Regions from separate parts of the Homo sapiens genome. Here region 2 is linked to region 1. Evidence: chromatin loops called from intact Hi-C (ENCODE). Cell type or tissue: MCF 10A. All regions are shown on one strand. Each heading gives the region's core, and the rest is flanking DNA. Links, peaks and the distances in the headings are about the cores only. Region 1 holds the start of ARSJ (arylsulfatase family member J). Region 2 overlaps LOC105377374 (a long non-coding RNA gene).

Region 1 (8,339 bases), core at 77-8,076:
GCATAAAACATGTCTAGGTTTTGCAAAACTTATAATTCACTTTATGAAGCCTTCACTATATTCTCTTTTAAGAAAAAAATGATATTTTTAATCCATATCTTTATTTGCAAAACTGTAAAAAAAGAAGTGAGTAAATTACTTTGAAATAAATCAAACACAGGCAGTCACTTTCCCAATCAACCTTTTATCTCATCAGGACAACTGTGAACACCTAGAATGCTGTTTCTCAAAGCCCAGTGCATAGAATCCCTACATCACTACCCCTCTTAGAATCTGTTGCCACATCAATATAAAATGGGCATGACAAGAGCAACTATCTAAAGTTGTTGCAAGGATTAAATGAGACAATGCATATAAAATTCATTACCCCAGAACACAGTGACTGCTCAGCAGACGCTAACATTTAATACTAACAGTCTTAATTTATTTTTGATGATGTCATCATCACAATAACCTGACATGCTCATTAAATCACTATTGATTTCTAGACTCAACCCCGGACCTACCAAAGCTGAAGGGCCCTGAAATCTGCATTTTAACTAGCATTTGGACTGATTCTTTTTGCACACTACAACTTGAGAACTACTATCCAGAGATTAGGGCTCACTTCTTGTTTCTTCTTCATGGCTCCAATGCAGGGGTCTGTACACATGAACGCTTATTGACAGGCTGACTGATAATCAATATTGCCAGACTAGTATGATGTAAATTATTAAGGGAATCTGCAATTTGTTACAGATTCGTGTAGTAAAAGAAAATGGATTTTTAATTTTTGACTCCAGAAAAATATAAAGGGAGGGCTGTTTTGTTAATAGAATCAAAAGTAACTTCAGCTTCAATTATGTAAACTCTTTGTCATGTGAAGATATTTGAATCATGTCACACTTCACATAACCCATTTTATTTCCCTTAAAATAGTTTAGTTCATTTCAGTTTTTTTTTATGGCTTCCTTTTTTAATTTAGAAGATCCACAAGGCATAGACATGTGTTCATAGAGAGAACAAATGACCATATTCTCTGGGACCTGCATTATTAACTCATTTATGCCTAGTGTTCCATTATTGGAATTCTAAGCATGTGGGAGTAATTTATATACTACTGCCCAAGATCATTGCCAGGGGCTGATTGCAAAAATTCAAAACATTGCAACCTCAGGCATAAATGGGTTAATAATGAGTCCAGAACTGGGCTTCCATAACTGCTTTATTTCTTACATCTGTGTTCATTTAAATGAAGGTTCCAGCAATTTGTCTAAAAGGAGAAATTGCAAGTGAAAAAGTATTCAAATGTTTAATTCAAATAGAAATTTAAATCAAATCACAGTAGCTATTTGTACTTTTTGTCTATAAAAGTTATACAACCTGTTGCACTAAATAAAAATTTTTAATGAGAAAAGAAATCTCATCAGATGTTTGATTGCATTGAAATTACAGAGACGTTAATCTTTCACCAAAGAGAAAAATTAGGAAATATTTCCAGCTTAGTTTCTCTTTCATTTTATTAAGTAAACATAATGGTTAAAAGATAAAACCTACATATTGTTTCAGTGCAAGATAATGTTTAAGAACAAATTTTCTTGTTTGGTGAAAAGCCTTGAACATATGCTTTATTGTGAAAAATAAATTCATATAGTTCAGTTACTTATTTTCAACCACAGTTGGCTATCTGTGTAAATCTAAATTCTATAAGTTAGTTGAAGAGGTCCAGTGAGGCTTTGTGAGACATTTATTTCATGAGCCATATATAAGGGTGTTTGGAATCAGACATGAAGAACTTGACCTCTAGGCCACCAGATGGACTAGTTATTTTCCAGCCAATAATCTACTCCTTTATAAATATCAAATACCCTTGATTTTCTGATGCCACAGTTAACCTTTAAAATGACCCTGAAGTACAGTGAGACTTTTCTCATTCTCAGGAGAGGGAAGGACAATAATTTTTTTCTTTTCTGGCAATGATGCTAAGTTCTGACAGTTTGCTAAGCAGTGGAAATCATGCTGTAAGCAAAAGTCTCTGCGAGACAGAGATTCTTACAAAATAGTCTTTATTTTTCCAATGGATACTGGCTACTTTTATAGGATCCAATTCCAAGAACAACTTCACAGAAGCAAGGGTTCCCTGTCCTGCAACTGAAATCACAAGACATAGATTGAAATGGCTAAGGATTTTCTTCTACCTCTGTCCAGCTTAACCCCTGCCCTTCCTAGTTTATCTTCGTTCCACAGGCTGAATTTGTACATCCAAATCAATTACAGTAGCCTGTGTTCTGATAGGATAGAGTAAAAATATGAAAATGTTTGAACAATTTAAGTAGAAGATTTAGCTACTTAGCAAAGCAGCAACAATATGAAAAGCACTTTACTTAAGCATCCAAATAGTCTGATTTCTGTTGGTTAGTCAGAAAATTCCAGACCTGTGAAGAGCAACAGAAAACTGCAGATGAAGTTTGACTCCTCTTGAGCACTTACCATTGTATTTCCTTGCATTTTGAGAACTGCTTTGCTAATTAAATATGGCCTTCATTAGGGGGTCTCATAAGAGAAAATGACCCATCAAAGACCGAAGCAGAGTCATACATAAACTGGTCATATTTTACATTACTCTATATCTGTTTCGTTGGTTCATTTTCTCTGATAATTCTAGATTTAAGAATGCACCAAGAGTAAAAAAAATTTTTGATCTTTCTTATCAGTGATGGTGAGTGTGAATTCTAGTATGACATCTGAAACAAAATCTGAGCATGCTCAAAAGTAGAATAGATTTGAAACAGGAGACCATTTCTGGAAATCTCTGGTTTGTGGGTATTTATACGTTCTCATCTCATTTAGAAACTTATAATTGGCTCTGTAAAAAGGAAAACTAGACTACACTAGTGACTAGAAAATTAAGATCATTAACATTGTATCCATTTTAACACGGTACCCCAATACCATACATCATTCATTCATTCTTCATTCATTCAGTTGTTCCCCATACTTTCTGTTACTCCCTTAAATTTGGAGCTGGATCTTCATTAAATGCTTAAGATTTCTCCAAGGAATAAATATAAGAAGTAGGAACACTTACTTTCCAGTAATAAACTGACTCCTGGATGGTGTGCAAATAGGCTGGACATAGTAGTTCTCCAGTTTAACTCCTTCGGCAGCGAGCTTGTCAAGAGTAGGTGTTTTAATCTCAGATCCGTGGTAACCCACATCTCTAAATCCCTGATCATCCGCTAGGATGAAAATGAGATGGGGCTGGGAGGTGGAAGTTGTGCTGGGCTCTAGTTTCTCTCCAGCTTGAGCTAGTAAGGCCCCTTCTTCCTCCTCTTCTAAGGCCTGGCCCCAGGACAGGTAACCATAAGTGAGGAGGCAGAGGATCCAGAATCCTGCCAGCGCCCCCATTGCTAGCATCTTTCCAGGACAGACACAGGCCTGTGGAGAAGGCGGAGGCGGATGCCCCGCACAGCCCCTGGGAGCCATTCACTCAGGTCCCAGGTGAGACTCCACGCGGAGAACCACGCGCCCCGCGCCGCTGCGGGCGCACACATGCACCCAACAGACGGTGAAGACTCTCCACCTGGCAAGAAATCCTCCTCTCCTCTCAGCTGTCACCATGTCCGACAACTTTAATCTTCCAGAAGTGATGGCTTAATGGATGGGACTCCGGAAGAACAAGGAGGGCTCGCTCTTCTCCAGCACATTTCACTTTCTCCTCCTCCTCCCCCCTCCCTAGAGCAGCTTCCACCAAGGAAAAAAAAAAGAAAAAAGTTAATATCTCCACCCAAAAGTTCTCTGGAGAAAAAAACCAAGCAAGGAATTGAGAATCACAGTGGACAGGAACTTTTCGTGGCCAGAGCGCCCTCGACGTTGGGGAGCGAGGCTGACTCTCCTGGGAGTGCTGGTACGGAGGGCGGCGGGATCGGCCGTCTGTCCTGCGGTCCCCACACCTGGAAAGAACTGCGAAGTGGACGCGTCGCGTCTGGCTCTGATCAGACAGATAAACTGCCGTAGTGGACCGGCCTCCTGATCACCTTCTCCACTTTCCCAGGGCTATTTTCCCCAGTCCTTTCCTAGGCGTTTGCCAATCTCCCCGACACTCACCAGGCGGCGAAGTGAGGAAGAAGCCGTTTCCTGATCTCCCTCCACCTCCGCAGAAACTCCGGGCAGCAATTCCTTTTCCCCGCTGCTAGGGAGCCTGAAGGCCAAAGCCGGGTCCCTAGCCCCGCGGCCGGTCCGCGCGGAGCCCGCTTGGTCTTTGCGTAGTTGGCGCACCCGGCGCAGGCGCTGCAAACTGCGTGCGTTTTCTCAGCTAACTTATTTAGCTTTGGCACTCCGAGTTCTTTTGCCTCCTCCCTCTTTTCTCTCCAGTGAATCACAGAACGGTACTTTCTTCCTGAGCTCCCCCGGGAAGAGGGGGTGGGGGAAAAGGACTGTTTAGAGGCTCGATCTTTCCTTTTTCTTTTCCGGGAGGTGGATGGCCAAGGCAGAGGAGGCTTTGCCAGAGAGAGAGCTGCGTGCTGCTCCAGCCCAGCGGGATTCCGGGGGATCCGCCTGGGCTACCGCGTCCCAAGAGTGTCGCCTCCTGCCCATCACCCCGCTAGAGGGAAAGGACGGCGGCGCGAATGGGGAAGGGTAAAGCGGGCACTTCTTTTCGTGGGGCTGTTGGTGAAGAGCCCCGTCTCCCATCCCTAAAGTTGCGCTTGCAAACTTTTTCTAGCTTCTGGAGGGAGTGAGAGAGAAGGAGCAGGAATAAAAACAAAATGCGTATGACACTCTTTCCTCTTTCCAACTTCCTTTGCAGGTTTTCCTTTACTAGTCCCCCCACCCCCATCATTTTCCTATTCCTTTTGTCCCTACCTTTTTTTTTTTTTTTTTCAGTAACGATGACAAATTTTTAAGTTTTATTTCCTCTCCCAATAGCTGGCTTTTACAGCCTGATTCTTCGTTACCCTTTCCCTATGTGAAAATACTGGAATTGCCCGCTCCCTCTTACCTCTCCCCTAACTTACCCACAGGGTGTCTCCAGCCAAAAGCCTGGAGAGGAAGAGTTATGCATTTCTCCTTCAAGAACCCCGAAGCCAGTCTGCATTCCTGCATTAAAGAAGCCAGTGTTTCCCATCCAGTAATTCAGGGAGCTTCATCATTTTTTTTCCTTCTTTCTTTTTTACCATGTGGAGGAAAACCATTGTAAAAACTTATCTTGGTTGTGAAAATACTCTTGATTTTACTAGAGTCATAGAGTTTTAAAGTCCTGCTCAAAGGCAGCAGAGGGATGTATAGTATAGTCTCTATAGAAGAGGCAATGAATGCCAAGAGCCACTGAGATATTTTTTTCTACCACCAAATTTATTCAACAGTTACTTACTGAATACCTACTGTGGGCTGGCACATAACATGTCAGATTCTCTCAATTGACTGAAACATAAATCTAGGTTTCATTTAGCCATTTATTTCTAATTCTCTCCTGTTGCTAAAGTTCCTGCTGAGTTCCCAGGCAAAACTTTGTGAAATGGGAACTTTGAAAGGCACGATGGTGCTCCATGAAGTTAACCTTGCTAGCTGCTGTAGGCCTTCTGGTCTCTGTTCTTCCTTGCAGCCCTTCTGGCTAAGCTGGGGAGAGATAGTCAGTTTTAGAAGCCATGTTCAGAAATGTGAGTTTAGCAATTCTGTAAATTAAGTCACCAAATATGTAATGAGAGTACTGAGTGTCAGGGGATTGAAAAGCATTGAGAGGTAGGGCCCTAGGCTTAATGGGCCTAGCCAGGTGCTTGAATGGGAAAGATGCAAACATTCTGGTCAATCTAGCCTTTTATTTGGGGAGATAGTGACTTCTTGTGACATAGCACAAGAAGTATCCATGTTCTGTGCAAGAAGGAGACACATTTTCAGTTGAGGTTCCAAGCAATAATAATAAAAAACAATCAAAATGTATGGAATACTTACCATGTGCTAACCATAGTATTCTATATACTGATACATACACACATATACAGTCGCATCTATCAGGGATTAGTTTCAGAACCCTGAGGGATACCAAAATTCATGGATGTTCAAGTCCCTTATGTAAAATGGTGCACTATGTGTATAAAACCTACATATTAATGTATCTTCTATGCTTTAAAACATCTCTATATTACTTATGATACCTAATACAATGTAAATGCTATGAAAATAGTTGTTGGACTGTATTATTTTTATTGTTGTATTGTTATTTTTTTTTCTTCTTTCCTTGAATGTTTCCAGTGTATAGTTGGTTGAGTCCCATAATGTAGACCCTGCGAATACAGAGGACTGACTGGGTATGTTTGTTTATATAGTGCTATATACAGTTTATTTCTTTTCCATCTATATCAACCTTATGAGGTATTCTTCCACTCAACAAGTATTTGGGGAGCTGGGCCAATGCTAGAGGACAGGAAGGTAATGATGCAATAAATCAGTCTCTGCTCTGTTGGAATATACACCAGAGTGAAGAAGAAATACATTCATCAATGAATCACCCTACAACTCCAATAGTTACTTACTGTATTACTTACTATACAAATGTTCTGAAAAAAGGAACATTTTCAAAGAAATTTTAAAACAAAAAACGATTTAGACTGGGTACAATTACTGGGTGAGGTGGTTCAGGGGAGTGATATTTAAACTGAGGGCATGTTATTTTGTTTGCCGTTGGCTTTCTATAGAAAATTTAGACTTAGAAATCTGACTTCAAAGCTGATGGTTTACAAAAGATATTCTTCCTACAAATGGGCTTTAAAGTCTTTGCCAGCCACATAGCACAGAGACAACACAGCTGCCAGAGTTAGAATTCTAATCCCCACATGAGGCATGCAGACACTCTACGCTCAGGATAGAAGGACTGAATTCAGGCCCTAAAAGGTCATTTCTGGATTAAACAGCACTAACCCTAAGAAAGACTAAGAACTACTAACAATTAGTAATAAGAGCCGAGAAACAAGAATGGCCATGCCACAGTAGACCAAATGAGATGTGACTCAAAGAGGAAAATCAAAGTCAGCTGAGTGCCCTACCCACAGTAGGTAGGACTTATTTCACATCCCTGAGGAAGACACGGGGAATGACATCAGAGTCTATTGAACACCCTAAGCTTTATAGTTTATATACTGGTATTATAAGTACATATGCTTTGCATTTCTCATTATAGGTTTGGGTTTCATGCGCTGTAAGCAACAGTTTTAGTGTTCTCATGAAGTGTCCAGTTAAAGACCCTCTGTAACTTACTAGATCTTTCCTGATTTTAGAATCAGCATTTTAGTATTCAGGCATCAGCTGCCCTTAGGCTTATTTCAGCTTGAATATGCTTATATTACACATAAACTGTAGTTGTGGAATGGTTATATAAAAATTTAAGCTGTTATTTGATTCAGAAAAAAAAGGAAAGAAAAATAGAATTGCCTAGAAATGAAATCTGTATGGACTGAGTATTCAAGTAAGGGTTAATCAGGAGGTGAGGTGAAGCTATGCCTTAAAGTATGATAAAAATTTAGGAAGGAGGAGAGAAAGTTAAAGGAAGGATATTTCAAATTAAAGAAAAGAGAAAGCCAGTTTGCTGAACACATGTTTGGATTGGAAGATTATGGGAAACAATGTTAGGAAATTCAGGTGACACCAGATATGAGGGACTTTGAAAAAGTATGAAGAGCTGGAACTTGATTCTGAGGTCATTAGGAGGAATGAAATCCTTTGAGTAGAACATAACATGACAAACTATTTTAGTGAGGTGATTTCTGGGATGGATTTATAGGGATAGAAGTTACAAATGAGCTGCTTCAGTCCATCAAAATTTGAAGAGTTGTAACTTTACTCTGAGAGTACTGAACCTGTTGACTTCTTATTGGGTTTTTTTTTTTCTTGATTAGAGTAAGACATGATGAAAAATATAGGAAAAGAATTCCCAGGACATTTTCAGGGAGAGACTTGAGGGAGTAAAGACTAGAATCACACAATTGCCACGGTGTGTAAAAACTGTACAGCAAAATATTCCTTAGGTTAAAAAACTATGCTTTGGTTTTGTTACCTGATGGGAGAAGAGCATTTATTAAAAACTTAGATTTAATCAACTAAGAGGGGGGCAAAAGGGACAAAAGAATAAGGGACCCAAGATAGGACCTTGTTTAATTGGATAATAGAAAAGAATGAGTAGGTTAAATTGGGAGAATGGCCGTTAACAAAAAGGGATGGTATGAATAAGGCACAACAGGGTGCCCGGGGTTCCTCAAGGGACAGACCAAGGGTACTGGATGCCCAGAGGTTGGAGGGTGGAGTGACGGATTGGGTATGGGGAGCCTGTCAGTCAACATAAAAGCTAAGAAAATCACAAGCAAGCAGTA
Region 2 (8,339 bases), core at 158-8,157, 590 kb before region 1:
TTTTCCTTTGCCTTTTTTTCTACATATGCTTTCCTAGTTTTTCATTACTCAATCTTCCTGCAGTGTGGCTTCAAAAAATGCTGAACAGTAAACATATTAGAAACTATGAGATATGGCTAAACAGAGGTCAGAAGAAAACTAAAAGCTTCAAACTAGGGTTCTAATTCCTGTGCTGAGAGTAGCCAGACAGGAAAATAATATGTGAATTGTCTGAACATAGAAAATCAGGAGAGGGGCTGGCCTATGGCAAACTTAAGAGAACATGCCACATATTATATATATTGAGATAAATAGAAACCTTCAATTTATGAAGGTTTTAATGTAGGAAATAAAAATGTGAAAATGCAAAATATATCTAAGAGTTACCTTTTGAAATAATAATATTGATAATGGCTAGTAACATCATCAAGAGGTAAAAGAGAAAGTAGAAATATGCAATGATAAAAAAGAGAATGGAGGCTGAGTGCTGTGGCTCATGCCTGTAATCCCAGCACTCTGGGAGGCCAAAGTGGGAGGACTGCTTGAGCCCAGAAGTTCTAGACCAGCCTGGGCAATGTGGTGAAATTCCGTCTCTACAAAAAAATTTAAAAATTAATGAAATATGGGGATGCGTACCTGTGTTCCCAGCTACCTGGAAGGCTGGGGCAGGAGGATTGCTTGAGCCCAGGAAATTGAGGCTGCAGTTAGCTATGATCATACCACTGCACTCCATCCAGCCTGGGTGACAGAGCAAGACTGTCTCAGAACAAACAAACAAACAAAAACAAAAAAAGGGGGGGGAGATAATTAGAGAGGAAATAATAGATAATAGTAAGAAAATGTTACCTTATTTTTTGTAAGTAAATATAAAAACTCCAATAAGAGAGATGATTTTTAAAAGATAATTAATAAAATCTACCACAGAAGAGATAATAAAGGTAAACCCCAATAACCATAAAATAATTTGAGTCAGCAAATATTTAACCCCACAAGAAAGAATGAGATCTAGGTGCTGTCACAGATGGATTCTCTTAAACTCTCAATACACAGATAATTTTAATACTGAAACCACCAGAGACTCCCAGGAGAAAAATTCCTAGTTTATCTTGTTTTAAGACAGCAAGTATATCATTGGTACCCAAACTGGGCAAATTACATCAAAAGAACCTCAAAATAACACAACAAAAATTCTTAGACCAATTTCACTAAGGAATCTCTTTACAAAAATTACAAATAAAATATAATATAATTGACAATGCATTTTAAAAACAAACTATAAACAAATGGTTTCGTTCCAAGCAAAAATAGTTCATTAGTAATAGCTGTTAATGAAATTCCTCATATTGGAAGATTAAAGGAGAAACAACCACATACCAATGTTTCCATAGTTGGCCAAGAGGCATTTGGTGAAATTTAGCATCCATTTCATGTCCTTTTAAGAAAGTAGGAAGGGATGTATTCTTCCTGAAGGCAATCAAATTATGTATGTGTATGTGTATGTATGAATTGCATTTCCTTTACAAATGATCAAATAATCCTTTGTTAAGAGCACTTAAGTTACAATCATTTTAGCGTAGCTTTTGCAATAATTTGCAACAACAGAAAAAACCTTATCTCTGATTTCTCACCCAACACAACCACATCTCTCCTCTTGCCTGCCTTGTGCTGGCCCTCAGCATCACCAATTAAACCATTCATTTTTATTGTGGTTTTTTTTTTAATAAAGATGGGGTTTTACCGTGTCACCCAGGCTGGTCTCAAACTCCTGGACTCAAGTGATCCACCTGCCTCAGCCTCCCAAAGTGCTGAGATTACAGGTGTTAGACACACACCTGGCCTATCATTCCTTTTAAAATTGGTATCTAAATTGTTAGCTCATCTGCTTACAAGGTGATATCAGTTAGGGAGTATTTATGAATTCTTTCTTGTAAAAAGGTCAAAATCCTCATACATTTATTAAGAAACACAAAGAGAAAGCAAATTGAAGATTCTATTGTCACATAATACAGTTAGAAAGAATTTACTTTTAAGATGTAGTTCACAATTGATTTTGATTTTAACTAGAATTTGTGCTTCATCAGGAATACCTTTTACTTCATGCCTTTTTATCTTGTAACTTTTTTTTTAATTTAATTACGGGAACTAAGAAGGGGACACATGCTCCTCACACCAAAATTCATCTTGTTTGAAGATGAACACTGGGAGCATTTCTGCTTTAAAACTGAGAATAAGACAATAAAGTCCCCTATGTCCTTAGTGGCATAACATTAAAGGCAAAGTATTAAAGGCATAATATTAAAAAGGAAGTATTACTCAATTCAATACAATGGACAAAAAACAAGAAATACAGTATAAAAATAAAAAAAAGAATAGGTAAACATTGTCAATATGCAAACGATGTTTGTGAATCAGGAAAGCCAAAAGGAACCAACTGAAAGAAAAATTACTGTCAACCATTTGGTCACTCTTTTCAACTCATCATAGAATATGTCTAACTTTCCTTAACACACACACACACACACACACACACACGCACACACACACACACACACAGACCCCTCCAAATTAAAAATAAAAATGAAGGGAATTTTATATATCATTTACAATAGAGAATAAATGCCTAGTTATACATTTAGAAAGAGCCTATTTTAAAATGTTTCAAGTTTTTACTTCCATAAATGGAGGGACTTGCACTAACTTATATATATATAGGCATATAACAATTTAAATACATCAATTCCTTCTTAATTTATTTCTTAATTTAATAAGATCACCATAAAATTGCTTATAGGATTTTAATTTGAGTTGATAGGAAGAAAAAACAAGAATGTGAATTAATCAAGAAGATTCTATGGGTAAGAAAAAAAGGAATGTTGTCACCTGACTCAGTAGACCTACCGGATATTAAAATATATTTTAAGCCACTGTTTGTAAAACAGTTTAGTACTAGAGTAGCAAGAGACAGCGAGAGCAATGAAATAGGATGGGGAATCAATGGAAATTTGGCACATAATAAATACAGCATTTCAAATGAAGCCTAGACACTATAGTGTTAGGTCAAATGGCTGCTAATTCGGGGCAGGAAACAAAGCTGAATGCCTATGCGTTACCTTCACCAAAATCCCTTATAGATAGCTCAATTATTTACATGTAAATTTTTTTTAAAGAACCCGTAAAAGTAATAAAAGAAAGCTTAGGCAAACGGTTTATTACCTTTGGTTAGGAAGATCTTTGTAGGCAAGAAAAAAATCATGGTGGAAAAAAATAATACATTTGACCATATAAATATTTTAACTTTCCATGCAGAAAGAATATTATAAGCTAAATTAAAAGATAAATGGAAAAGCATAAATTTACTGTCCAAAAAAGTCTCATATGCCAACAATTTAACAGAAAAAAAAGCAAAAAATATGAACAAGCTGTTCACATAGGCACACAAAAACATTCAAATGACTTGTTTACCTGGGAAAATATCCTGGTCTCATCGATAATGAAAGAAATCATAAATCAAAACATTAAGATGCAACTTTTTAACCCATCAATTTCGAAATAATTACAACTTTTATAAGACCAAGTGGTCGCCCAAGAGTGGGAAAACGGGGCACTCATAGGCCAGTGGGAATGAAAAATAATGCACGAAGACAACACCTTTCAGAATTAAACATTTAGAAACTCCTTTGATTCAACAATTCTACTATAAGGAATTTATTGATCATCTCCATGCAAAAGGAAGATATTGTACCTTTTAAAAAATCATAGTAAAAATATTCAAATTTTATATCTATAACAGGATGCATAATGGAACATGTATAGCTGTTATCTTCAAGATATGTCTTGGCCCGAGCGTGGTGACTCACGCCTGTAATTGCAGCACTTTGGGAGGCCGAGGAGGGCAGATCACTTGAGCTTAGGAGTTCAAGACCAGCCTTGCCAACATGGTGGAACCCTGTCTCTACTAAAAATATAAAAATTAGCTGGGCGTGATGGTGCATGCCTGTAATCCCAGCTACTTGGGAGGCTGAGGCTTGCAGTGAACTGAGATCGTACCACTGCACTCCAGCCTGGGCAACAGAGAGTCTAAAAAAAAAAAAAAAAAAAAAAAAAAGATATATCTTATATGAGTAAGTAAGGTCCAGAGGAGGCGGCAGAGCACGTACTCACATTTGTGTAAAATGTAATTTATGTGTAAACATGTGGATTTATTCATAGTTGTTCTCCAGGTCTCTATAAAAAGGGAGACTCATCAAGTACTATGTAGTTTCTTTCTTGCCCCTTCCTTCCTCCCTCCCTCCCTCCCTCTCCTCCTTCCTTCCTTCCTTCCTTCTTTCCTTCCTTCCTTCTTTCCTTCCTTCCTTCCTTTCTTCCCTCCTTCCTTCCTTCCCCCCTTTCCTTTCTTCCTCTTTCCCTCCTTCCTTCATTTCTTCTTTGTTTGTCTTTCTTCTTTATCTTCTCTTTAATCATATGCTATTTAAAGGAAGGGTAGATGATCTAGTTATAAATAATCAAATACAACAGAAATAGATACTGGCAGTGAAATGTTGTTAATATATAAACAACACTTTGGTTTTAAATAATTGGAGAGGTGAGTTAAACATAGGAAAGCTGTAAATACTCAAAAAGAGCAATACCTTACATGATTTGTATGAAAAAAATGCAGTTACTTGTAAATATAAATAATAAAAACATCCAGTAGTTTTGACTTACACTGCATTATAGAGACAACACATGCAGACTTTGTAACCTGCCTGGTGAGCCTTCTGCAAATAAACGGCTCTTGTGGTACTGTGTCATTTCTTACCGTATAGAAGATAATTTCCCAAACTAGCCACTAGAGGGCAGCAGACAATCAGTCATTTGCCTTAGGAGTGGCTTCCACACTAGACTGGAACTTTCCGAGCTCCTTAGCTTTGTAACTGGAAACATTGCTGAACTTTTCTAGATCACAGTTTCACCTGTAAAATGTGGAGAGACTTGTGGACTGGCTGACTCTAAAACCTTTGCCAGCTCTAACAGGCCTCGATTTTAACACATAGTTGTATTCTCATAGTGCCCATTAAGTTAAACTGTATTAAAGTTCAACCATCAAACAAACAAAAACTAAGTTCAAATGTGTTTAGATATTATTCCTTCTTTCAAACATCGCTAACGGTTCTTGAGAGCCTCTTATGAGCCAAATATTGCTCTAAGCACTTTGCTGGCATTGTCATTTACAAAACACTCCTGTTGAGGTAAGTGCGGTTCTGGTGTCCACTTTGCAGATGAGGTTGGTGATGTACACAGACGTAGAGTAACTTGTCCAAGCTCTCACGGTTAGAAAGATAGGTCCAGAATGGTAGGGTCACATTTGTAACAGCTCCATTACACTAGGAACTATTAGTGCGATGAAAGGCAATAAAATGTCTAAGAAAATGGTAATAATTGCATCTGGCTGGCGATTCACAGTTTTTCCCTTACAGAAAATGACTTTCTTGTGAGCGTTTTGGGGTACAGAATCACATAATTACATCCTATACCTTGTTACTTAAGTAATATTTACTTACCGTAAAAGCAAATAATAATTTACAACCACTGTTGATCTCTGGGCTAATCTCCATCAGCCCCCTTCCCCAACATCCACCTCTCAAACCCCACCAGCGGTGAGTGTAGCCTCAGGCAGTGTGCCCTCCGCAGCTGCCTCCTGCTCCACTGCAGTTCTCACACCTGCTCCCTGAAATGTTTCTTCCCCAACCCGTGAGAAGCTCTTCCAAGAAACACCCCAAGTATGGTCTCCCCACAGGTTTTCTTGTCTCTACAAGGTCGTCTAAGGTGCTCTTTCTTGCGTCTCTCTACTTCAGCGACAATCTCACTGTAGTATATTCACTTTGTTGTTTTCCCAACCAGAATTCAGCTCTTTTATGTCAGATCCTTTCTCTGTTTTCATCTTTGTACTCTAAGGTATAGCATAGTACTTGGAATATAGTAGATAATAATTATTTACTGAAAGGGTACATGAAGGTGTGAATGCAGACTTTCCAAACCTTTGCTATGAGGACTTTTAACAAGTCTGCGTTTTACATAGATTATTTCTTTTTCTTGCCAATGACCTTAATGGTTTTGGATAACTTCAAATAATTCTCTGACTGGGTTCATTTAACTGTTTGCAATGACAATTCTTTTGTTATCTTTTAAGTCATTTTTCCCAGGTACTGTTGGATGCTGAAAACTGTATTAACCATCTTTAGGTACAGACAGGTAATTTTGAGAGCCAGAATTAGATCTTAATTGCAGAGGCGTAGGATTGTCAAAACCAATACTGTGTGGTTGAGTCCTGATATCTACTGGAGGCATTAACAACTCGTGTGAAAGTAGAGAAGTAGCTATTTATTGATTTTTCTTTTTGAGACGGGGTCTCGCTCTGTTGCCCAGGCTGGAGTGCAGTGGCATAATCACTGCAGCCTCGACATCCTGGGCTTAAGTGATCCTTCTACCTCACTCAGCCTCCTGAGTAGCTGAAACTACAGGCATGCACCACCGTTCTTGGCTTTTTTTTTTTTTTTTTTTTTTGTAGAGATGGAGTTTCAGTTGGCCTTGAACTCCTGGGCTCAAGCAATCTGTGAACTACCATCCCCGGCCTACTTATCAATTTTTGAAGAAATAATTAAAGTTAGAGTCACATAACTTTTACGCAGAAACACCTTGTATACACCAGGGAGTCACTGGATTGAAAACATTCTTGCTGATGCTAAAACTGCTTCTTTTCGCAGGTGCTCGGGATTCAGGCTAATATTATGCCTGAGGGTTAATCATTGACCCCTCTAGAGTCAGCTCTGCTGGCTTTTGTCTGGTTGCAAACCAGTCTTTGGATCTGCCTCCAACCTTTGGTGCTTTTTTTGTAAAATGTCTTACTAAAATGGATGCCCTTCTATTCACCAGGATATATGGCATCAATGCTCAAAATACTTTAACCCTCATAATTTTCTACATTTAGAAATGTCTCCTTGACCTATGTTTTTAATAGCATCTCATCCCACCTCCTCTTAATCCTTTTATCTCTCTAAAACATAAATTTCTTCCTCTTTGCCTAAAAAATATGCTTAAACTTTTTCTAGCCTAAACTGAAATAACCTTCAGTAGAATTCGGTATTTCCCTGAAGTACATTCCATTTCTCTCTCCATTCATGCCAGGATTTTCAACTAACATTCCTGGACAGTGGGGAGAGCCTGGAGAAATGAGAAACTGCGTGAGCAAAACCAGGGAGGAGGGAGCACGTAAGGCACATTCAGGGAAGTCTTGCTGCTGGAGGAAGTTAGTTTTGGCGAATGATCTAGTTTTGGGTAAATCTGAAAGATTTTTTTTAAAACTTAAATTACGGAAATTCTTGAATGCCAAGCTGTGGAGTTTGGATGTTATGTGTTTGACCATGTACAACCACAGCAGAAATGTGCTCAGCAAAGCCCTGGGTGGAATGGATTTAAGGGGTTCAGATGGGAGGCACAGAAGCTTCAGTGTGGTCTAAGAAGAAGGCCCTGACCAACCCTGAAAAGAAAGTTAAAAGCCTGGTGCTGTTATTAAGATGAAACTTCTTGAAAATAAGATTATTGGAAAACAGAATGCTTTTTACCAAGGACAGGGTTTATTAATATAAGCTGTAACTGGTATTCAGAAATGTGTTTATACCTGGGCTTTACACACAGTTGAAATTTTTAAATGAGTGTTACTATATGTGAGGTGAATGTTATTTTGCAAAGGAGAAACGTTTTCAAAAAATGAAGTGGGCCGGGCACGGTGGTTCATGCCTGTCATCCCAGCACTTTGGGAGGCTGAGGTGGCAGGATCACGAGGTCAGGAGATCGAGACCATCCTGGGCAACATGGTGAAACCCCGTCTCTACTAAAAATACAAAAATTAGCTGGGCGTGGTGGCACGGCCTGTAGTCCCAGCTAACGGGGAGGCTGAGGTAGGAGAATCGCTTGAACCCAGGAGGCAGAAGTTGCAGTGGGCTGAGACTGTGCCACTATACTCCAGCCTGGCAACAGAGCAAGACTCCGTCTAAAAAAAAAAAAAAAAAATGAAGTGAGAGGGATTCGGAGGCATGGTGTCGCCTTCACTGCCATGTGAGTGTGTGTGTGTTTGTGTGTGTGTATAGAAGAGAGAGAGATTTGACCAGCACCCCTCACCCATCCTCTTCTCCTTCTCCCTCTGGCTCTCTGGACCCCTTGGGCTGGCTGCTGGCTCACCAACACTCTGTGTTGGGGCAGCCTCTCCTCGCCGTGTCTTCATATCCAGTCCTTCGCAGGCCAGCTCAGGACCAGTCACCCCGAGCTGCTTTTTCCACCTGACTCTTCTGCGTTCTTAACCTGTAAGTATCTGGAAGCTCAGG

The links. Peaks named below come from ENCODE experiments on the same cell type or tissue, not always from the same donor. Only the 100,000 strongest peaks of a DNase experiment are listed, where the experiment ranks them.
Region 2: a loop joins it to region 1, with 6 times the contacts of the local background. A loop is called at or near these places in 9 of 110 quality-filtered maps.

What each region holds. Positions count from the first base shown.
Region 1 is chr4:113,975,370-113,983,708 of GRCh38, forward strand. ARSJ (arylsulfatase family member J) reads right to left here and starts at 4,278. Exons shown (of 2, transcript NM_024590.4): 1 at 3,068-4,278. The coding sequence starts at 3,465. LOC107986305 (a long non-coding RNA gene) reads left to right here and starts at 4,444. Exons shown (of 2, transcript XR_001741794.2): 1 at 4,444-4,617; 2 at 5,001-6,159. LOC124900762 (a long non-coding RNA gene) reads right to left here. Exons shown (of 3, transcript XR_007058237.1): 3 at 5,526-5,595. In MCF 10A, for the core only: a CTCF peak has its summit at 4,061; a DNase peak (open chromatin) is centred at 4,352.
Region 2 is chr4:113,390,087-113,398,425 of GRCh38, forward strand. LOC105377374 (a long non-coding RNA gene) reads right to left here. Exons shown (of 5, transcript NR_199847.1): 4 at 616-735. Among named protein-coding and RNA genes, the nearest start is that of MIR8082, 240 kb to the left of the region's middle. In MCF 10A, for the core only: a CTCF peak has its summit at 4,816 (motif pointing right); a DNase peak (open chromatin) is centred at 4,815.